2 separate regions of the Homo sapiens genome follow, and region 2 is linked to region 1. A link is a loop called in an ENCODE intact Hi-C map of the cell type or tissue named here. Cell type or tissue: heart right ventricle. All regions are shown on one strand. Links, peaks and the distances in the headings refer to the core of each region. The heading gives the core; the rest is flanking DNA. Region 1 overlaps MEF2C-AS1 (MEF2C antisense RNA 1). Region 2 overlaps MEF2C-AS1 (MEF2C antisense RNA 1).

Evidence for each region. Peaks named below come from ENCODE experiments on the same cell type or tissue, not always from the same donor. Only the 100,000 strongest peaks of a DNase experiment are listed, where the experiment ranks them.
Region 2: a loop joins it to region 1, with 2.2 times the contacts of the local background. A loop is called at or near these places in 7 of 110 quality-filtered maps.

Annotation. Positions count from the first base shown.
Region 1 is chr5:88,884,870-88,897,102 of GRCh38, reverse strand. All of the region lies in intron 1 of MEF2C-AS1 (MEF2C antisense RNA 1), which reads right to left. It also overlaps a transcript of MEF2C not described here. Among named protein-coding and RNA genes, the nearest start is that of MEF2C-AS1, 7.7 kb to the right of the region's middle. RefSeq lists enhancers at 6,695-7,229, 7,444-7,643, 7,230-7,766. In heart right ventricle, for the core only: no CTCF peak of the experiment used is centred there; a DNase peak (open chromatin) is centred at 7,462; H3K4me3 peaks cover 4,941 bases; H3K27ac peaks cover 5,201 bases.
Region 2 is chr5:89,039,075-89,051,307 of GRCh38, reverse strand. All of the region lies in intron 3 of MEF2C-AS1 (MEF2C antisense RNA 1), which reads right to left. Among named protein-coding and RNA genes, the nearest start is that of MEF2C-AS1, 160 kb to the right of the region's middle. In heart right ventricle, for the core only: no CTCF peak of the experiment used is centred there; no DNase peak of the experiment used is centred there.

The DNA of each region.
Region 1 (12,233 bases), core at 2,972-10,971:
AATAAGCTCCTTTAGTGAAGGTATTTTATTTTGAAGTGATTCTGATAAATCAAAAAAGAATAATACCCTATGGTTCTGAAACAGAAAATGTAATTTTCCAACGCAAAGGAAAAATCCTGTTAATAACCAGTTGTGCGTGTGTGTGTGTGTGTGTGTGTAGCTTTACTGAGTTCACAACTGATACTAAAGAATTTACAACTTGAAAATGAAAAGAGGAAGCAGAAAAGATGAAGGAAGGAAGGAAAGAATGAATGAATGACAGATGGAAGGAAGAAAGGAAGTTAAATGGAATAGTTGGGAGGAAATCTGTTGGCTAGCTATTTAGCCTTTGCTAAAGGGGTCAAAAGGAATAAGAAAGTTGTAGAATGTTTCTTACTTTAGTAGTGTTCAAAATCTTTTACTTAGAATCTTATTTCTTCCTTTTGAATCTTGAGTGATGATTTTTAATATAAAATTGCATTCCATTTGATATGGATACTCTTTATTTAAAGATTTAAGACTACACTAAGTTGGGAAATATTTGTTTATGTACCCTGTCTTTGCACATAGGAAGATGCTTTATCTGTGATTTAATAGAGGAGATAGAAGGCAGAATGAAATTTGCCCTCTGTCCCTAAACCTCTCCCCAACCGTTTCAAATTCTCTCTTTCATCCAACAAGTGGTACATATTCTCTTCAAAGAGTTCTTAAACCCTGTTCAAGACATTTCTGGATAAATAATCACTAATTACACCTCTGGTGGCTTTGGTGGGGCAGAAGGGAGAGCACACAGGGTAAGTCTGAGTGACAACATAGTCACTATGGTACAAGGGACACGCAGTGGCTGCCTGCCTCATATTGCAAAGAGGGAATAGAAAAAGAGACCAGGGGAACAGGTAATGCAATGTACAATTTTTTAAGTATATAAATTTTCAAGGAGTATCTTAATATTTTGCTGATAGAGAGTTCATCTTCCAATCCCAACATTTTCAAAAACAAAATTGCTTCCTCAAGTAAGGGCCAGGTTTCCCATTTGCTTGCATCCAAGGCTTAGATCTGTGTGGACAAATGAAGTGGCTGCTGGTGGGAGGGACCTGAGACATACTGAAAGTGCTCCCTAAAACACCACCTGACCAACACAGCAGGGTATCTGTGGAAGCATGGATACTCCTTTGGATTATGAATTCTTTTCAGAAAACTTTTGAAGAGAGGTTCATTTAAAGTGATTGCACAATGATACCGTGTCATGGATTAGGCGGCTGTAGTGGCCGGCTCCTCTGATAGAACATAGTTGGAAAGAATTCCGCGGACATAAAGGGGCGGCTGAGGGATGAAAGGACTTTGTAGGTCGCATCAGTGGAAGGCCCAGAGGAGAAAGAAGCACTCGTGAAAGAGCTATTACTGATTGTAAAAATTGCTGCTGGGTGAGTGGAGCATGCCAAAGTGAAAGCAGGGCCTGCTGAAGGTGAGTATAGGGAAGAGAGTGATGTAAAGACAAACTTTCACAACATCACAACTGCGCATATGCTACACAGATAAGAGCCCTGTTTTAAGAGGAGTTCACTGGGATCTAATAGGAAGCCACTAATTCAACATATTTATGCTCAGTTCCCTTAAATTTAAGATTATATAATGAATAAACAATTTAGAAGATGTCTGAGGTAACTAAAAAATAAAATCTTGGAGCATCATTCTGGGCAAATGGGTATGTCATTACTTTCATAAGTCTGATGAAATCCAATAAGAATACCCCAAAAAAGTTTATCTAAAGACAATATTATATAGAACACTGACAAGGATAATATAGTTAGCAGTCCAACATGTAAGACTTCTTGATATAATACATATTAACTGAATAAACATACGACCATAAATGTTTATATTTACTTTATATATCAAATACTTTACATAAAATAACTGTTTGGAAGCATGAAACTGACAGAAAAGAAAACATCTTTTAAAATATCATTACATAACTACAACATTGAGATGTTTTCCAGGAATATGGGGTATTTCTTGAAAGTGAAATGGTATATAATAGCTAACATTTATTGAGAATTTTCTATATGCGAGGCACTAAGTGGCCACAGAAGTACAATTTCATGTGCTTCTCTCGGCAAAATCATTATCATGGGTAGTTCCTGCCACCTTCCCCATTTTACAAAAAGGGCATTTAGAAAATTAAGGTCAAAACAATTATTTAGTGTCTAAACGTGGATTCTGCTCCAGAGTTTCCTAGTTACCCTCCGCTGCCCATTTTATACTCTTTGAAAAGAACATTTCCCATGCTGTTTATACATGATCTATAACTATTAATTTAGTGAAAATGACTTTTTTAAAAAAATACCAGACCTTTTACGAGTGTTACTTGTCAAAACTGTCTCCTTAAAGGTTATAAAATCATATCAAAAATACTTTGAAATTCCTCTTTTATATCTTCAATTAGTGTCAATTTATGAGACAAATATCAAATAATCTAATGCTTTATACTCAAATCTTAGTTTTCATCCTGTTTACTACATTTGGCTTGGATTTACTTTTGGAAAAAATTCATCCTTAATGATAAGGATTTGCCAACAATCAGGCCAGTTTTAAGACTGTGTAGCAAATCCCTGAGGAGATTTCTAAATAGACTTGAGCAAAGACAACATTACTGAAATAAATGAATAGTCTTCTAAAGTGTCTACCTTAAAGAGGATGACATGCCTTTAGATATGTATTTCTGAAATATTTTCTGGTGGGACAAAAATATCTATTATATTATCACTATAAGTGAACAAACGTTATGAATACAAGGAAGCAGTATAGCATCATAGCTAAGGGTAGAGTATTGGAAACAAACACATTGGTTTTATGTCGTTTGGCACTTAGGAACTATGTGGCCCTGGGCAGGTCATGTCAGCACTCACAGCTTTAGTGTGTAAAATCTTAAAATGGGGACAATAATAGTACATGTCTAAAAGGTTGTTCTTTGAATAAAAGGAAACAAAAGTTTATAAAGCAATTAATACAGAGCCTGACAAATAGTATGTGGCCATTAAATGTTAGGTACTTCAAATATTCATTTCAACCCACATTCTAATAAGATAGTATTATTTTTGCATATATACTCCAGATATCATTGTATTATGACTAAGAACATTACTGATTTAAAAGATTTAACTACACATTTAGTATAAATGAATAAATAAGTAATAGTCCGTAGGAAATCTGGCCTTTTGTTTGAGTCTTTGACTCAATCAGTACTTTGGTGAAACAAACTGGTTTTAATCACTCACTTAAATTTAAAAGTTTTATTGAGTTTTACTTTTAATTCTCACCATATTACAAAATAATTTAGAAACTCCTCCCAGTGAAAATTCTGTTTCTTCCTAAGAAATTAGAATATTGATATAATTATGTGCCTCCTTGTTCCACAATTTCTATAAAATTACGTATTGAAAGCATATAGATCTATGCATGATCTTACCTTCTTGAAAACATAACATTTTCTATTATATTGCTTGGTTTAAAATTTAGGATTATAAATAAAATATTTTATAAATAATTTTGTAAGATCCAGATAAGTAGAACATAGTCATTTAAAAAATTACCTAGAAATGGCTTGGTACAGTAGCTCAAGCCTGTAATCCCAGCACTTTGGGAGGCCAAAGTGGGCGGATTACCTCAGGTCAGGAGTTCAAGACCAACCTGGCCAACATGTTGAAACCCCATCTCTATGGGAGGCAGAGGTTGCAGTGAGCCAAGATCACACCACTGCACTCCAGCCTGGGCAACAGAGCAAGACTCCATAAAAAAAAAAAAGAAAAGAAAGAAAAAGAAAAATACCTAGAAAGATAGAATAATGTACATTTTGCCATGCGGTAGCTCTTTTCCTTCTTTTCTAAACTCTTCTGTCTTAACTTGGGGTCTTCACTTAATAACTAGTGTTAGCGTGAATATCAGATATAAAATTTTTATTGACATTCTCTAAGTCTGTTTTTTTCTGTAATACATACTTAATCATAAAATCAGTATAAATCATAAACATCTCAGGTGGGACTTTATTAGAACCAAAAATGCAAAATGACTATGCTTCTGTTTTTCAAGAAATGGTACAGTCCCCTAACACAGCTGTAGTGTTGATCATATGTCTAACAGAACTACTTCTAGGTCCTCTTGAACAGAACGCTCCATTAGGCATTCTGTGGGCTACCCCTTCCCAGCAGGCTTTTGCCCAACCCAGTTGCCATAGACGGCCATCAGACACTTGGAATGACATCAGGAGACAATCTGAGCGGACTCTGACCTAAAGAATTCAAGCTAGGGGGAGACTGAAGATATCAATGTCATCTTGGCTGACAATAGCATTCCAAAGGTCAACCAGGGTGAAAAGAGGATAGACTCTGAGTTTTCAGTGCCTTTTCAGCAACCAAGTGGCTAACAAGTATAATAAAGCATCCCCCCAAAAAAGAAAAAATATCCTAGAGGCATGATGTCAGTGAAAGGGAAATAAGGCAACCTGTACACTTAAGTCATGGTATTTTAAAACATTTTACCTCTTCCAAGGTAAATCTCATCCTGAACCAATTCCCACCTCTCGGATGACCTACTTCTTTCTGCTGTGATAACCCCAGTATAGGTGAATAAAGAACTTAATGGTATAGAAGTGGAAATTCTTTGCATTAGATTAAGAATGGCTAATTTTTACCGCAGTTTGTCACTTTTCCAGCCCTGTGCTTTATGCTGAATAGCTCATTTAATCCTTAAACAAAGTTTTGAGGATAGCACATTTTGTTCCACATTTTACAAATGAGGAAACTGAGGCAAAGGGAGATTTAAACCATATGCATAATCAAACAGTTACCATGTGATACAGCCAATTGGCTGTTGGCCACACAGCTTCTTCCAAGTCAGACCAGCCTTCTCGGTTGTCAGCCATGGAGAAGGTGAGGCCTTCTTCCATGTCTACAAGCACCTGAAGAAGTGAAACATTTTCTCTAAGGATACTGGATTTTAGGGAGAATGGGAAGAATGCTGAACCACACGCAAATGGTAAATTAAGAAGAGCAATAAAGACAATAATTCAAATAAAAATGTAAATCTACACTTTTAAAATAATTTATTGTTATTAATTTAAAATTATTTAATATTCATAAGTACTCTTATTTGGACACTTCGGGGATCCTTAACTAAGTGTTAAGTTAAAAGGTAACTACTATAAAAGAGCAGAATTAATACCAACAGTTCACTCCTAATTAACAATAAGATATATAGAATACAAACATGGCATTAAAAACAAAACAAACCCAAAAGACAGAACAAAACAAAACAATAAAACTAATAAGAAAGCTTATGCTTTGTCTAAATCTTTATGATGTATTCTGTTGCCTTATATGTTTCAGATAGTGTAATTTGTAATAATGTTTTGTTTGGGCCGGGTGCAGTGGTTCACGCCTGTAATCCCAGTACTTTGGGTGGCCGAGACAGGCAGATCACGAGGTCAGGAGATCGAGACCATCCTGGCTAACATGGTGAAACCCCGTCTCTACTAAAAATACAAAAAAAGAAAATATTAGCTGGGCGTGGTGGTGGACGCCTGTAGTCCCAGCTACTCGGGAGGCTGAGGCAGGAGAATGGCATGAACCCAGGAGGTGGAGCTTTCAGTGAGCCGAGCCAAGATCGCACCACTGCACTCAAGCCTGGGCGACAGAGCGAGACTGCGTCTCAAAAAAAAAAAAAAAAAAAAAAGGTTGGTTGGTTATTAACATTTCTGAGCCAATTCCATCCTAGTTATATCATAATCAATGTCTCCGATATCTTTATCAAATTTGAGAAAGATTATGCTTTGCTAAAAATTTTCACTTTAGGTGACACCTTTCCTCCCTGACCTTAAGAATGCTTTTTAGCTCTTTAAGAGGATAATCCCATTTCCTCAGAATTTTTAAAGTAGAATGAAGCACAGTGTTATCCCAATTAGCCTCTTAGAAAAGGCATTATATGAATCTATGACACTACCAATAATACATTTTTAGTTTGGGAGATAGTATTATTCCCCATGCTCCTCATTCTTTGTTAAATGGAATTTCTTCCTGGAGGAATACTTAGCAGTATTTTTTCTTGTAAAAGGGTACTCTTGCCTAAAATTTTCAGTCAAGTTGACTTTCTGTAAGATGAATTTGCCTAGAAAGATGTCCTTGTCTGGCACAAAGTATACTGGACCCTGTTAGGGGACCTTATCTTCTTTCCAAATTTATGACATAACTTTGGGGGCATCACTTAACTTCTCTGGGCCTGATTTCTCTTGCCTATAAAAAAATTAGGTGTCTGGGTGAAGTGTTCCCCAAGGTCTCTTTCAGCAGGAAGATACTGAAAGTCTGACTTTAAAGCTTCTCACACTAGTGCCAAGTAACAGAAACTCCAAGAGTGTCCTAAAATGTGGCTGGTATCAGTCATAAAGTAATTTCTTTCTTTCTTTCTTTTTTTAACCAGCATTCATTTTGAACTCTATAGCAGTATTCTCCAGCAGAACTTTATGCAGTGATGGAAACGTTTGACATGTCGCTGTCCAGTAAGGGAGCCACTAGCCACATGTGGCTATTGAGCACTTGAAATATGGCCAGTGGAACTGAGGGACAGAATTTATTTTTATTTTATCTTATTTTAATTAATTTAAATAGCTACCATCTTGGTAGCCGCTAAATGTTTCAAGAACATGATAACATAAACGTTTTTACACCTTCGATGTAATTGAGTATTCCACAATGCCAGACAGGTCAAAGAACAGCACAGATATCTGCATTTAGTGACAGCATTTTTGTAAGACATCCCAGAACCGTTCCCCTGTGTTAACAAATAAAGGGGGTACAAGGGGAAAGGAAGTTTTCTGTTTTGTCTTTAAAGTGTGTGTTTTATCCTGAATACCCTACTTCTTGCTTTACTTTGTGGCTTTTTCCTAGCCAAAACTCGCACACGCGTTAGCTTAATAGAGCTATGAGTTGGCTTTTGTTTTTTGAAATATAATTCCTTAGATGCTGAGAGCTCAGACTATAAAATCCAGTTTGGGGCCCGTGTTCTTTCCTATTGGTCTGTCAGGTGAAAAACTCCGGCTGGCCAGAGTGGGACAGGGGCGGCGGCTAGACCTGCAGAGCCCCTCTTGCTCTCCCAGGTTTGCAAAATGGTTGGAGCGCTTCGGGCAGCCTGCGTCACCAGACGTGGACCGTGTGCCAGCGCTTTGTGCACTGTTAAAGGGTGGGTTCATTTTACTTGGCCCCTGGTATTTTCGTGGGTCGCTCTGAGCCCATCCCGAGCTCTTTTGGATCGCATTTCTCCAGCCCAGGATCCCAAAACCAGACCAGCAGGACAACTACCCCGGCACTGCCACCGCCCGTTTCCACAGTCCACCCACAGCCGTTGCGCCCTCCTCCATTCCCCAGAGCCCATCACGCACCCTCTTTACCAACAAACCACCGGACGCTTTTCCCCCAGCCGTGACTTCCACAACCCCCAACTAAATACAAGTCGGCACACCCCCTTCCTTCCCCGCGCCAAACCAGCGTGGCCGCCCACTCGTCGCACCCAGGTCCAGCAGGTCCAGCAGGTCCCCAGGAGGGCCCAGAGCCTGCCTCCTGCTCGCCCGTGGCGCACGCACGTGGCGCACTCACCCCCTACCAGCAGCCTCCGAGCTCTAGAAACACTCCAAGGAAGGAACCCCCGCCCCTTCAGCTCCGTCGGCCGGGAGAAAAGGGGGGGGGGAAGGGGGGGGAAGCAGAGACGGGCAGAGAGAAGAGTATATAGGTGATGAGAGCAGTGTTGGAGGGGAGGATCGGCAATAATTGGATGGCGTTGCAGCTGTTGCGCCTCTGCTGAACGCCCAGCCAGAGCGGATTCACTTTTCACACAAATCAACCGGAGGGATTGTTGCTGCCTGCAATCAATAACTCAGCGGAGTGAGTTGCTCAAACTAGAGGCGTCCCTCGTCTGGGTCTTTGAGGGCCGTCCGGATTGAGTCCCAGCGCTCTGCTTTCCAAACAAAGAAGTGGGCACCAAAACGCAGGACGAGATTTTTAATCCCCACTTCCACCACAACCCCGGGTAAAGATTTTTTAAAATGAAAAAGCACACACATAGTAAGGTATCTAGAAGAAACAGTTAAAAGGGGAAGTGTGAAAATCCATTCCTTGAATTGAAGGTTTCTGTGATATTTCAAGAAATGGGATAGAATCAATGTTCTGATGAACAACATTTAACAATTTTGTAAGTAAAGGTAAAGTCGCATTAAATTTATTCATGCATGTGGTTATTTTTGAATCAGCCACACACTTGCAAGCAAATTACTGATCAAGCCTTATTTGGACATACTGATTACAGGAAAAGAAAGAAATGTATCATAATTTGTAGTGTCGTTTAAAAAAAAAAAAAAAACCTTACCATACCTTTCAGATGTTATTTCATGAAGATTGCATTTCTATAAGGTGAATAGGCCCTGGGAGATGTGTATTATGATTCTCACTTAATAGACTGTAAAATGAAGCACAACTGGAAGAAAGAGAACTCACCAAATCACTTGGTAGTGACTACAAGACCAAGTTTGGACTCACTCACTGTGGGCCTAAGCCTAAAAACCTAAACTCAACTAACACCCATAAAGTAAAACTGGCCAAAATTTTTCATTTCTCTTTGACTCTGAAGCAACTTAAAAATAAACCTCAGAGATGTCAACCCAAATATAGAGGCTTTATAAATGATTCTTCACTATGCAAAGTCCTCCTGCTATTACAAATGGGAAAAGAGATATTGACCATCCTGGTCTGATGTGTCTCAAGGCTGGTTCTCTTTCTGGGACTAGCCTCAGTCTGAAGCCAAGGAAAGGTTCATTTGTGTGCACAAAGTCATGGAAAGCCAGACTAAAACAGAAATCAGAACACAGGAGCATTTGTCTGTGCTCAGTATAGTTAAACACTGCTTGGAAAAATAAGGTATTATTGGTAATAGAATTTATAAACCGTACTGAATACACATCACTAATCCCAAAGTATTTTAAATTGGCCTTTAGGCAATGCATAAAATAAGCCCTTTCAGTAACCTCAACTGCATTGCAAACATTTCCCGATTTGACAAATTGTGTTAGCTTCGGATATAATGGATTTGACATTCTTCTGTAATTCTCTATCAGATATAAAACTGAAGGTACAGAAATACAGATAAACATAGAATCCTTAGATATGTGTAAACCTTGTCTTGAAATAACAAATCCTTTGTATATTGCAAATTCTCAATCACAGACATTCCACATGCTGTATATTCTTCTTGGGTTAATGCTGCACCTAGTGAATTTTTGAAATTTAGATATTTGGCACTATTTATGTTAAAGATTATTATCACAATGCATGACAATTTCAGTTGTCTTATATTCAAAACACTTTGGTTTAAAATCAGAATATTGTTACTTCAGATTAGAAGTTTTAGAAATAAATCTATTTGAAAGTATTTTCATATCAGCATTAACAAAATACTATATACTGTTTTGCACTTCCACATTTGAAGGTGCCAAAGAAGAGTTGCAAACTGTGAAGTAACTTCTATGAAGAGATGAAGTAAAGAACGGAAGGCAAATGATTGTGGCAGTAAAGAAGTGTATGTGGTGAGTGCTCACATTTGTTTTTATCATTTACCACAGAGTTACCATAAAGGTAAAACTGCCAAACTCCTTGGCCTTAGGTATTTACAGAATAGACGTGTATAACAATAATAAAGAGTTAAATGACCACCATACACTTTATATTATAAGCAATGACATATCATTTTGCTTAAAGATCATGTCATCTTTCAGGGCCTACTTTTGCAAGTACTGTATCTTATAAAATTAATCTATTTCATGGGAAGTCCTGTGTATCATCAATACTATAATTAGACAAAGATTAAAATATGTAATGCTATTGGAATTTGTGTTTCACTGCTTTTTAGATTTTTCTAAACCACCATGTTCACTTATCATGTTTGTGTTAAAAGTATTCTGGCTGAGGAACAAATACTATACAGTTGAATAATCTTAAGGGGTACATTAATCTATAGCCTTTCTTCATCTCAGGGTGGGTTGCTGTGGCAACCGCCCCAGTTCACTTTAAAATAATTTTTAAAGCTCACTTCAAGAGCTACACCCAGCGTGGGCCAGGCTTAAAAGCAGGCAGACCCAGTGCACAGGGCTTTAGTGGACCGCTGCTTTAATGTAGGGAAGTAGTGAAGAGAGGAGGTTGGAGTAAGATGGTATGCAGCTCTGAACAGAAATTGCAATATTAGCTTTCCCTGGAGTTAAAATCCCGAGGAGCATGCTCTCTGTAACTTCTATGACACTTTAATTAAATATATTGCTAAACATAATTCTTTTGAGGGAAAAACAAGTGACTCTATATTTACATTAACAATAAAGCATTTACAACTTAATGTAGGAGAAATATTTGGTGATTAGAAAAAAATAAAAGCTGGTACAGTAGTACATCAATCCCAGACATAATTTTCTTTTAAAGGAATTGTCACCTATTATTTAACTGGATAGACCCTACCTTCCAATTGGTTTAAAGGGTAGAAACATTTTCTGTTTTCCAATGATAGAACTGGAATAGGTTACAGAACTCATTTAACACATAAGCGAACTGAAGCCTAGAAAGGACAAATCCCTTAGTAAGGCACAAATTTTGAACTAGATAGAGAATCCAGGTCTCCTGACACCTAGTACAAGCTCCTCCCTACATGAGAAAATAGTCTGATCCTAACCAAGTATCATTAGATGGCAAGGATCAGGATGATTTTAAAGAAAAAACAAAAACAGAAACAGAAACCAAAAGTCCAGAAGTATTTAAAGAATACAAAGCACACTCTGGATTAACTACTTTGTGGATTACTCATGAATAATTTTAAATCTCAGGTGATTTTCTAATGTATATTTCTTCATATCTCTTCTGCTTCAACTGTAAAGGCTCATGGGAAGAAAACTAATGGTAATATTAACTTAGGTCACACATAATTAAGAAGCTAAATCTGCTGAGGGGAAAATCCTGTATTTTAAAAGGCCAACTGTGATACATTCCAGATCCAAATTATTTTCAAATTATCCAGTGTGGGGTTATACTTATTTTTGAATGCTTGCAGTATCATTAATAATTATGGGTTTGTTATAATGGGTATTATTAAATAATTATTTAAAATATGAAAAGGTAAAATAAAATAATTTCTTTTTGAAAGAACATCTAAAACTGAAGTGTACTGTGGTAAACAGAAATACCCTCTATAATTCATTAAAAACAGCAGGGCTGAAATTCATGTATTGGCTATGTGTTTGCTCATGTCAAATAGACTGTTGTAACTCACTGCATTAATTTTAGGTATTATGGCAATAAACTTAGATGGTCCTTCAAATGCTTTGCTTTTTCAGGACCTTCGTGAATCTTGAAGAAAATTAATTTTATTTTTACCACCATATATAGACATATCTTAGTATTCGAAATATCTTTGCCCTTTAAATTTTTGGATTTTCAGAGAAGTTGTACTTTGAATGGAAACCTGATACAGATGTTCTCTGCCATATTATTAAAATGAATTCATGGTAATGGCAAACTCAACATTTGAAAAACCGGCAAACAAAATACATTGTAAATACTAATCTGCAAGAAATACTACTATTTCAGATGGTTTTTGCTTTGTGACAGTTTGTGATGCATTCCTATAATAAAAGGGAGGGAATGGTCTTAGTTTTGCTGATAGTCACAATGATGAGCTGGAACTTGAAGATTGTTCAGATCTAGTTGTACTTGCCTATAAAATAAACCTTCCCCTTTCAAGTGAAGCCTTGGGACAGTTGCCTAAATGTTGAGGCCACTCTTCTGAGAGAAGCTACTCACATCAAATACCTCCTACATTGAAGCAGGAGGCTTTTTGAACCATACTGTCCTCATATATTAAAATAGTCATCTGGAGGCATATTGCTGAACTTAACAGGAAATACAACTAGTCATTGGGTTAAACGTAGTGCTAAAAGGAATTTTCTAAAGTGAGGAAATCTTTAGTTAGCTAGATATTTCAATATACTATTGTCTAATCTCATATATTCCATGTTCTATTAATTTTCCCTTCTTGCTTTCACAATATTTTTTAAAAAATAGTTTGGTTTAAACATTTTATGTAATCTATAATTCTACTGGCATGCAATCTTGTCTTTTCATGATTCTATACTAGTTGATGTATTTTATCTTTGGCTTTATTGGGCATGGTATATATTA
Region 2 (12,233 bases), core at 1,582-9,581, 160 kb before region 1:
TTCACACCACATTTTATCCCCACTGAGACCCAGGCACAAATTCAGGGTGCCAGCTTAAGTAACAAATGCCTGCTGTGCTAAAGATTGCTCGTCCACCTCCTTGCCTATTTTCTTGGAAACAGACAAGTATATTTGACTCTCTTCCTTGAGGATTCTTTCCTAAAGCTATGACAAGATTGCAAAACTTTAGAGTTTGACTGGAACCTGAGACCTGCATTTGTTAAGGTGCGGGATGTTGTGAAGGAGACTCGGCTAGAATTAAGAAATGACACTTCAGTGTGGCTGCCAAGTGTAATCTCAAATGTACATTATCTAAAATTCCTAAGTGGCAGTGCCATTCTAATCTGCACTGGTTGAATCCATCCTGGATACACTGCATTGAGCTCCTAATGCTACCTCGTAAGCCTACACAGTATTCAGGAATAATAACATAAGGTTATGGGGGAAACACACCTGTATCCTACAGAGTGCAGTTGAAAGCACTGGGACTGATTAAAAGAAAATAGAGGAAATTTGGAACCCCCTTCAAATATCTGAAAGACTATCGGGGAAACTCGCCCCCAATATTTCAACATAGTTGCTTTCTATTTTCCATAAGTGTCAGCCGGCTGAGAAATAAAGAGAAAGAGTACAAAGAGAGGAATTTTACAGGTGGGCCGCCGGGGATGACATCACATATCGGAAGGACCATGATGCCCACCTGAGCTGCAAAACCAGCAAGTTTTTATTAAGGATTTCAAAAGGGGAGGGGGTGCACCAACAGGGAATAGGTCACAAAGATCACATGCATCAAAAGGCAAAACGCAGAACAAAGATCACATGCTTTTGAGGAAACAGGACAAGGGCAAAAACTGAACTCCTGATAAGGGTCTATGTTCAGTGGTGCACGTATTGTCTTGATAAACATCTTAACAGAAAACAGGGTTCAAGAGCAGAGAACCAGTCTGACCAAAAATTTACCAGGATGGAGTTTCCCAATCATAGTAAGCCTGAGGGTACTGCAGGAGACCGGGGCATATCTCAGTGCTTATCTCAACCGCACAGAACAGACATTCCCAGAGCGGCTGTTTACAGACCTCCCCCCAGGAATGAATTCCTTCACAGAATATTAATATCAATATTATTTGCTAGGAAAAGAATTTAGTGATATCTTCTCTACTTGCACGTCTGTTTATAGGCTCTCTGCAAGAAGAAAAACTATGGCTCTTTTTGCCCAGCCCAGCAGGCAGTCAGACCTTATGGTTGCCTTCCCTTGTTCCCTAAAAATCGCTGTTATTCTGTTCTTTTTCAAGGTGCACTGATTTCATATTGTTCAAACACATATGTTTTACAATAAATTTGTACAGTTAACACAATTATCATAGTGGTCCTGAGGTGACGTACATCCTCAGCTTACAAAGATAACAGGATTAAGAGATGAAAGTAGGACAGGCATAAGAGATTATAAAAGTATTATTTGGGAACTGATAAATGTCTATGAAATCTTCACAATTTATGTTCCTCTGCCACGGCTCCAGCCAGTCCCTCCATTTGGGGTCCCTGACATCCCGCAACAAAAGACTGTCATGCAGTTCACAATCTTTTTTCTTTCACCACTTTAAGTAGATCATGAAAGACTGTTATGCAGTCTTTCAGGCTAGATTAGGCTTATTTTGTATGAAAGCACCATAAGATAGAGTTTGGCTGAACATGAAGTACTTTCTAGAAGTTGTGCTGCACCATGAAGAAAATAACTGCCTCAAGAAAGCCCAGGCAGCATCCAAGAGTAGGGTAGATGGCCTTTTGGAGGTTGGGCTAGATGACCTTTGACCCATTTTTCATTGCTGAATTTGTGTGAATCTAAAAAACCATCCCCATTTTGGGAGTTTCCACCTGTGCTCCTGGAGAATTATCAGGGTACTGTCAAATCAGAGTCACCCCAATGAGTCATATTTTTTTGATCCTTTCTAAGCCTAGAATTTCTGTCAAGGAAGCTGAATTCTCTGCAGTGAATATGACCATAAAAAGATCATGGGTTCTACAATCAGAGAACCCTGGTTTAGAATCCTGGCTCTTCCATTTTATTCGCTGTGTAAATTTGAGGAAATCATTGAGCTAAAGAATCTTAGTCATAAAAGTGAGGATTATTATTCCCATCTCATAGGATAATTGTGAGCATAAAAATCATCTGAATATGCCTGGTATATGCATTAGGTGCCTATTGCTGAAGGTGCATAAGGACATAATACATAGATATTGTGGCCTAAAAAGCCCACTCCTACACATGGTGGGAAAGGACACTCATATTGCAGTAAGTTCAATGTAGTAAGTTATGATGATGTATGTTAATTACCTGCTTCTAAAAAGGCTCCCTTTTATATCAAGAACACACACATTTCTATTATTCTGGAATAGGAAAAAGATCCTATGGTGGTTTATAGCACCTTAGGAAATGGTGCTACAAACATATAAAATGTGGTAAATGAAATAATAATCACAGTGATGAACTTTATCAAAATTTACATGAGATGAATAATGCAAAGGCAGGGGAAATTATTCCCTACCAGCAGTAGAAATCCTCAGCATAGCACAATCTTAATTTCAAGATTCTTCCAGTAATGCAGAGTCTATCTGATTATTATTTCTTTACGTGTTTCAAAATCAAGCACCGAAGGATGAATGCATTGGTCACATGTACAAGAGAATTGCCTGATTTATTTGCTAAAGAGATACTTTTCACTCTTGGCATATGACTCCTAAATTTCCAAACTAGATGTTTTGGTCTTTCAACCAGGAGGATGATTATTTCCACCTATTAATGGCTGATGGGTTTGATCCAACAAAACTGCTGAGTTTACTAACCAGTTATTCTGTATAGCATAGCCCCCCCCCATTAAAATTAATATGTATAATCCTCTGTATTTACTCTTGCCTCCAGTATTAACCTATTTATATTTAACATGGCTACTCCATCGAAATTGGTATCAATGATCTTTAATCTACTCAGTCTTCATCACATGTATGAGGGATTTCTGGCATGAATTTGGACTTTTACCATCCCTTGAAGGACACTGCCAGAACTTCTGGGTTCTTTGCAGTAGGAACAAGAACATGCGATTCACACTGAACGCATGGTATAGGTTATACCTCCTGCTGAAATGATTCTGTATGCCCAAGTGGGGATGATTAGTTTTAATGAAAACATTTACCCCTAACTTGGATTGGTAACCTTAAATATTCAGCAAAGTTAGGCAACCTTTTCAACTGGTTGAATTCCTTTAGGAAAGCTAGTTACAATACACAACTTCATGCAGCAGCCAGAAATGTGAGCAGTTGGCAGTTGGGGATACATGTTGCCAGAACACAATTCTCTCACTCTAGCACAAGTGCACATGTAAACAAGAAAAAGGGCAAATTGTCCAAAGGCTTTGGGACAGCCTCTGGCTTCCTGCCCTACCTTCATGTGGCAGTAATTTCCCTGGGCAAGAGGCAGAAGGCCTCACCCTGACACACAGTGTCTGCCTTGCTTCCCACATAAAAACCCACAAGCAAGTATGACCCAGTGAGCATTAAGAATAAAGTCCTGACCTGACCACACAGCAATTCTGGAGCATGAGCAATGGACATTGCCATGCTCCTGGGAAGAGTCTCACTGCATGCAATTTAAAACTGGGCATAATAAAATGACTTTGTCAGGAGTCCCAGTGGAGCATTAGCAATTGAATACATATTCTCCCCTTGGTAGGTATGACCACGGAATAGCATGAATTCTATGCCTTGGCAGCAAGGGAACTTGGTGATAGCATTTTCCTAAACTGAAATGAAATGAATGATTTGTCCTGATACTTAAAAGTTATCTGATATGTTAAATCACCTCTAAAAATAAAAACTAAAGATTTGAAGAGAGATTTGTGAATCTTATAAAATGAAAAGTATAGTTAGACAATAAGGTTTTTGCTTGTCCAGAATGATTTTAAAATATGATAAGAAGCATCAGTAAACTAAAATAGAAAATCAAGTACTAAAATGTTTGTTCATAATTCAAGGACTGATGAGTATGGACAAACTCCTACAATAATTCAGAGAGTGTTAGTGATCAATGAAAAAGCTCTTTTATACATTTAGTTATTACAGACTTTAGCAAATACCAAGCATTGAGCTAGGCCCTAAACAAGTAAAAACATAAGTAGGTCCTACCCGAATAAAAATCTATTCATGGGAGTTGGGTATCAATCCTTTGGATAGTAAAAGGATAGTGGTAAAAACAACAGAAATATGAATAAAGGCATTAAAAAGAAAAAACAAGTATTCCATAAGAACGTTCAGTATTTTTTTAAACTTCCCAGTGTGAAACTGGGTCTTCACTTTCCTGTCTGTCCTGTTAGATTGCTTCATTGTTCAGAGACACTGCTTCACTTTCCTACAAGGTCAGGATCATTGTTACCTCTCTTTTTTGTAACTAGCTTTTGATTGATTGATTGATTTTGAGGCAGGGTCTCACTCTGTCACCCAGGCTTGAGTGCAGTGGCATGAACACAGCTCACTGCAGTGTCGACCTCCTGGGCTCAAGTGATTCTCCTGCCTCAGCATCCTGTATAGCTGGGACCACAGGTACACACCACCATACTCCACTAATTTATTTATTTTTTATGTTTGTAGAGGCTGGGTCTCACTTTGTTGCCCAGGCTAATCTCAAACTCCTGGCTCAAGCGATCCTCCCACCTTAGCCTCCCAAAGTGCTGGGATTACAGGTGTGAGCCACTGTGCTCACTGCTTTTGATCTATTGACCAAAAGAAGATATGCATAGTCCTAGAATAGGTTCAAGTTCAAGATAACATAAATTCAGTGCTTCTGCCTTAAGGAAAGTATCAGGATTTCTTTCATTGTAATATTGTGTTTCCTCATAAAACACAAATGAGGGCAGAGGGCAGCTTTCTGATGGACACTGCTAACCTCGGGGAGCATGGATCCTGGGGATGGAGTGAAGGAGAGGGGCAAAGCTTCCATTCTCTGAGTTCCTGGTACAATGTGGTCAAGCCATTTCATTATTTATTATCGACTTCAATCTCAAACTGTTTGATTTGAAAAACAACATGCTTATTAGACAAAACAAAACAAAACAAACCTGAAATTGCTTCACACGATACAGTACAAAGATATAGAGTACATATGATCCATGCAGAATGACAAAAACAGGGCATGAAGTACGTAAATCTTTTCCCTAATGTGCCCAAGATTTTACAAACAAAATGAAGAACCTGTCAATGGGGCTGAAATTGAACCATTCAAACCAGGCTCAGTGTTTATAAATGAGGAAGAGCCAAACCAATAATAATATAGTGGTATTGATTCTTTACGGTCTCACTCACACCCACCTCATCACTTAATATATTTTTTTCTCCTAATACGTGTTCAATCTTTTTTGACAGCTTGGCTCAGAGCTTAGATAATAAAGCCAAACCATATCCCTTTGGTTGGACTCAAGTTTGGCTGGACTTTCAGTGACTTCCACATATTAAGATCCACTCTCACAAAAGGCTTAATAAAATAAAGCCACCTATCTAACAAGTAACAAGAATCATCATTTCTGGATTGGTTCTATCAACCAGTCACTGTGCTTAGGGCTTTACATGTAGTATGTGACTTAATTCTCACAATAACACTCTGAGAGAGGTATCCTTAACCTCATTTTACAGATTAGGAAAGTTAGAACTTTTCCAGGATCACAGAACTAGCAAATGGTATGCCATTTATTCTATCAACTACGTTTAGGTTGTTGCAGGTTCTTAGAATGTTCTGCCATACTTTGAGACTTTGACAGGCTAGGATCCCTGCTTTTAAAAATGTAGGAAGCTTCACCTCACTGCAACATGTGAAGACTGGCCAGCATCTCCTAAAGAATCTGATGAGGAAACAGATTGCTCACTTTCAGGTGGTACAAGAGGCTTAATGTTGGCAAACATGCAGCTGATTGCTAACGCTCACCCTTTGCCACCACCTCCAGCAACAAGAAAAAAATTAGGACTCCTGCATACTCCCACTGCGGATTAGTTTTTATTTGTGGTCTTTTATTTCTTTTTAATGTAGTCAAGATAGTCTGATGTTCCCTGTATACAAATATTGGGGGAGAGGTTACACAAAGTGTGAGTTACCTCAGGCCAAACCTAAAATAGCCCTGGTTCTCCCATCCCCAAACTTCAAAGTCAGCCCCATTCTCCCTGCTTCTTCTTCTGCGGTGACTCTGCAGTAGTCACAGGCCAAACAGCCTGGGTGGTCCCCCCATACCCAAGCATTCCCTGAGCCAGGGAGCAACCACATACCCTCAATCTGGGGTAGGGTAGGCAGGGGAGAAAAAGATAGAGCTGATAAACACACTCTGGCTTCCCTGAACTCCCCTTTGGGGAAAGTCAACAATATACAAGCTGACTGTGCTTACACAAGGCAAAGCTTTCCAACAGTACAGCATTGTCTGTGCTGTCTAAGATTTTTCCTTCCTTACTACAGTATAGCAATATGGGAGGCCACGTGGCACTTCACGGGCGGTGGGAAGATCATGAAACTGGAAGCAAAAAGACCCATGTCTAAATTCCTAACACTCGATGGCAATCATTATTCCTCACTTCATATTTCTTCAGGTATTGGGCACTAAGGCTTATTTATTTGTTCACTTATTTCCTGAAGATGGGAAAAAAGGTATTTTTCTCAAATTTCCTCAGCCTTTGACTCTGTTTTAAAGCATTGATTTATGGCAAATAAATTTCAGTCTTCAAGAGAATTCAACAGGAATCAACTTTAGCATCTTCTAGAGAGCAGACAGGAGCTCTCAGTGGGTGCCCTACACTCACTTTTGTGGAAAGAGAAAAGAGGATTTTTAAACTCAGCATAACTTTTCAGTGGAATCAGGAACTGAACAGTAACATTATCCCAGTTGTGCATTAGAAAATCCTCTTTCTCCAGTGTGTAATGGGACTTTAATCTGAGGGATGCTATCCAGAAAGGCCTGGTAGAAACAGAGAGCCACAAGCCTATGGAGTTCTAGGAGAAGTGCCTTTTCTTTATGAAACCCATAAATAAACCAGTTCCAGTATCTAGAAGAATACAAAGGTTTTCTGAATTTTTTTTAAAAAAGGGTGCTGGGGTGGGGGGTCTGGATATTCTAAGACCATGTGCTGGAGGGTGTGGGGAAAGAACTGGCTTTTCTTTGAAACAAGAAGATGTATTTGGCACCTCTGTCCAACGGATACCTGGAGCAGATTCTATGGTCACAAGCTGTTATATCTAATTTTATTCCCCCTAGTTTTCTTTATTATGAGTCCCATACTGTTTTGAGTCTTTCCATCCTTTACAACTGTTGAATCTTTTCTACAGATCTGTAAAAACAAACAAGCCATTTCCAGATTACCAGCCAGCAACACCACATCCTGTGTTACAGCTGATGATAAGGAAGGAGGCAGGTAGTTCCCCTGACACATCTAGGAAGCATCCTCCTTCTTCAAACAGAAGCACACAGCATTCAATTCCAGGCAACGTTTGTCTGACCTTGTGGTCTACTGAGCTGAAATGGTTACACTCTTCTTTTTCTCTAAATCTATAGATTATGTTTTTCCTTTGACATTTTTCCTTTTTTCAAATTTTCTTATATAAGAAAATAACCTCCTGGGGGAAAGCTGTATTGGCTTTCACTATGAGCCCCAGGTGTATCCTAATTAGCTTTAAAACTTATATATATATTTAAAAAAAAAAACTTCAAGTTGAAGACAACTAAAGCAACCAGCAGCCATAGTTTGGGCTAATTAACTCTCTGGTAATAGTGACTAGAAACTGTGGTCTCAAAGATGTGATGATGATGTAGCTACCCAGGATCATATCTGCTCTTTTAATTTCTTTTAAGTTAATCAGCTTAGTAATAATTAGCAACCTGAAATTATTTTTGTCTCTAGCTATTATTTATTATTTTCCTCTTCCATTTATGTGTTCTTCACTCTCTCCCAGCAAACCCCTCCAATCACCACTTAAAATACAGGAGTTTCCTTCTTCTCCCTCCTCCCCAAACATATGCAAACATACACTGAAGAGGGCAAACATAGGGTCTAATGTTTCTTTTGCATCCTGAATTTTGTATTCTCAGAACCAAAGGTAGACTGAGTATGAGCCAAAAGGGGGGAAAGTATTGTCATACTCCACTGTCTCAGAGAACTAGAATCTTTCCCATCTTCCTCATCTCCTCAAGGAAATGCTGTGCCCACTGGGAGTAGTCTCTTCCTAGCTGATCTGTAACATAAGGAAAACCACACCTGAGGTTATAGTTGGCCCGGAGAGAGACCTACATGCCCTAATCATGCACAGCTGTACAGCCTTCCGGGCTATCCTGTGACAGCCAGCAAGTGGGCTGGAAAGATTGCAATAAAAATGCACTCAGTCCTACTGACTCCTCTCTCATCACCCTATAAGGGAAGGTTCCCTTTCAGGACAGCCTATATTTTGTCCAGCTTATACTTTATATTGCCTAAGAAGTCTACTCAAAAAACTTAGACAAGAAATAAGTCTCTAATCTTCTATTGAGGAAAGAGAATATTGGCCTAGAATTCAAAAGAGCTATCCTCTCACTCCTTCTCTGCCATTAACTAGTTTTGTGGCTTTAAAGAAATCATTGTCTTCTCATAAAATTAAGCCACAGAATTTCTAAGGCCGCTTCCACCTCTAAAGGTTCTATGAAGGGACAGTTTTCCCATTAGCCCCTTTGAAGACTAATTGCTAACTTCTGTACAGATGTAAGGTGGATAATCAGACTCAAAGAAACACAGATATACACTTCATGGGACTTGAAGGGAATTTTCAAAGACACTCTTTTCTGAAATCAAGAGAGCTCTTACAGGGCCAATGTTGGTTATAATATCTACATGAAACATAATATTTTTCTGATACACTGATCACCAGTCAGAGGTTAACTTGAGATCCCCTGGTGAAGCAATAAAGCAACTTTAAAAGTTGAACTAAAATGAATATATATGACTACAACAATAGAAACACCAAATGAACATTTTAGTCCTTATTTTGTGCCAGACACGGAGTTAGGGATTTCTGCATGTGTTATCTCAGCGCAGCATTATACACACGCTCTGTCCTCTCATTCTGTTCTCCAATTATCCCCCCAAGCTGGCCTGCCATCTGCCCACCTCCTGCACAGAGATGTTGTATGAGAAAGGACCTTTATGCATAGCACACCCAATCAGCTCTTGTCCACCCTAAGGCCTTCCACAAACCATCATCTCAATTGATTGCCTCCCTGTGGAAGGAAAAGAGCTCCATATTTGTCAAAAAGAAAAGAAGTCTCTGTTTTTCTGGGTTTTTTTTTCCTGGTGTATTTCCTTCAAGTCTCCAGGAGTATTTTATCTACACAAGGAGGGACATTCTAGTGTCTAGATCAATATCTGCAAAAGCTTTTAAGCTATAATAACCATGATCTTCAGCACTCAGTATATTTTGACAAGACCCCCCTCTATGTCAAGTGAGATGAGTAAACTACAAGTGAGATTGGTAAACTCTTAGGCAGGAATTTTTAGACCCACTCTTTTCAGTAGAAAGGTCCATAATCATTAAGTCAAATGCAAGGGGAAAAGCATTCCCAATCATATAGTTTTAATTCCCTGTAAGTCCAACCAGCACAAACTTCATCACTACATTGTAGTGTTGCTAACTAATGAGTTGAATTTTGGCAGCCCATTAATCTTAATTTTGTAAACACTGATTTTTTTTTCCTGGGTTTTGAATGGAGCTAAAATTAGCTCTTTTTTTTTTTTAAGTTTAACCTCCATTTCAACTTCCTGCTACTGAGTTTTTTATTACAACAAACAGCTCTATCCTTGACCAGGATCTAAAAAGAAGTCAGAAGACTTCTGGGAATTATGACCCCACCTCTCATTTTGTTTCACACGCTTCCCTGTCCCCTTTGGGAAATTGACTTCTAAGGAAACTCACTTGAGGCTCAATTAAAACTACGGGCACAGAGAAGAGGGGGCACGTCCTCACCTTTTCCTCCCCAGTGAGGACTGTTTTAAGGACTAATCCTACATAGGAAGATTTTTGTGGGCTTGCAGGATAAGACAAAACTTGGAGGTGCACCACAGAACTCACTCATTTGACAATTGCTGGATCATCTCAAGTTACCCTTACAAGTATAAATGCCTAAGATGGAGACTGGAAGGAACTGTCCCATCAAAGGGAGCGTTCATGGCTTTCAATCTTTCCCCAGCTCTCTCTGGCTTCTTAGCCATTGCCATTTCGCAAATACAGTATAGGGAACAGCAGTTTTATTAGTGTAAGAGAATGTATGAACTACACTCCATTGAGTTACGATAGCTAAGACAGTCATTACACATGGCCCATTTTCTCATTATGCTCTCTCTTAGCATCTCCTCACTTACAATAGGCTAGTCTATCCCTCTTCCTTTTTCTCTGGGGTAGCCTATTCCAGAAGACTTTCAGCCCCTTCCCTTATTTTTCTCAAACCTACCGTATTGCAGCCTCCCAGACACTCTCTTCCCTTCTCTATTGCACTCCTTTAGTCTGTTCTCATGATTTCAGATTTATACTGTTAAATACCAGTCCAGTCTCTGAGCATTCTTTGCTCACTTGTGATAAACCAAACAATCACATTTCTTCCACAGAAGCATCCTGACATTTATCACTCTTCTTTAAGTTTTCATGTTACTCACTGAAATTCTAAAAGCAGTCGCCAAATCCATCTGTGAGGTAATCTTTTCACTGTATTGTATTTTGCTATATTAGTGGTGATGATGAGAAAAGGCCCAATTGTCAGACAGCAGACAGCCAGGTAGAATCCCGGTTCTCTGCTATATACCATTTCTGTGTCCTTGGGTACATTATATAAGCTCTCTGAGCCTGGTTTTTTTTTTTTCCATCTACAAATTGAAGATAGGATAGTCTCTGCCTCACAAGGTAGTTGTGAAAATTAAAAAAGATCCTGTGTGTAAATCTTCAGCACAGTGCCTGGCACACAATAGGTACTTAATAAACATTAGCTACAAAACAAAACTATACCAAATTGTTTTAAAGATTATATCCTTAGCTCCCAATTGCAGTTTGAGGGTTGTCACCCAGATGTACAATTCCATGTTTAGAAATATTTTATGCTAGAGAATGAGAAATATGGTATGTGTCTGTGAATGTAATTTTAATCTCTCCTATACTCACCTGCCTCCATATCTGAAATCAAGTAATAAAGGCCTGCATTTCATATGATGTTGTAAATTAGCACTAGGAAAAATAGAAAGAGGTAGAAATGTAGTCCCTCCCTTCTGAAATCTATCTAGAAAAGAAGGCACACTGCATAGTATTCCATGGTGTATATGTGCCACATTTTCTTAATCCAGTCTATCATTGATGGACATTTGAGTTGGTTCCAAGTCTTTGCTATTGTGAATAGTGCTGCAATAAACATATGTGTGCATGTGCCTTTATAGCAGCATGATTTATAATCCCTTGGGTATATACCCAGTAATGGGATGGCTGGGTCAAATGGTATTTCTAGTTCTAGATCCTTGAGGAATTGCCACAATGTCTTCCACAAAGGTTGAACTAGTTTACAGTCCCATTGAACAGTAAGAACACTTGGACACAGGAAAGGGAACATCACACACCGGGGCCTGTCGTGGGGTTGGGGGAGAGGGGAGGGAAAACATTAGGAGATATACCTAATGTAAATGACAAGTTAATGGGTGCAGCACACCAACATGGCACATGTATACATATGTAACAAACCTGCACGTTGTGCACATGTACCCTAAAACTTAAAGTATAATAACAATAAAAAAAAAAGAAAATGTGAGGCTCAAAAAAAAGAAAAAAAAAAAAAGAAGGCACACAATCGACAAGTAAATAATAGCCACAAGAGAGCCCATTCACAAATCTGTAATACTTGTTGGCTAAATGAGTGGCATAGACAGTTCTTTGAGTTAAGACAATCCCTGCCTGACATGTCCTAGGAAGTATTCAGGGAGTGAGAAGAATTCAAGCTTGGCCTTGAAACACGGGCCTGTTTGGATCAAGTTAGAAAAGTAGAGTGAACATTACCAGCAGTGGAATTTCAGAAAGAGTAGCCCAGAGTCTGGTCAGAATAGAGTATATTCAGTAGAGAGTTATGTTCAGAATTTTGCTGGAGCACAGTAGGAAGATTTTGTACCTACATTCAATGAAAGGCATAATGGGATTAACTTATGTTGAATTCCTGGGT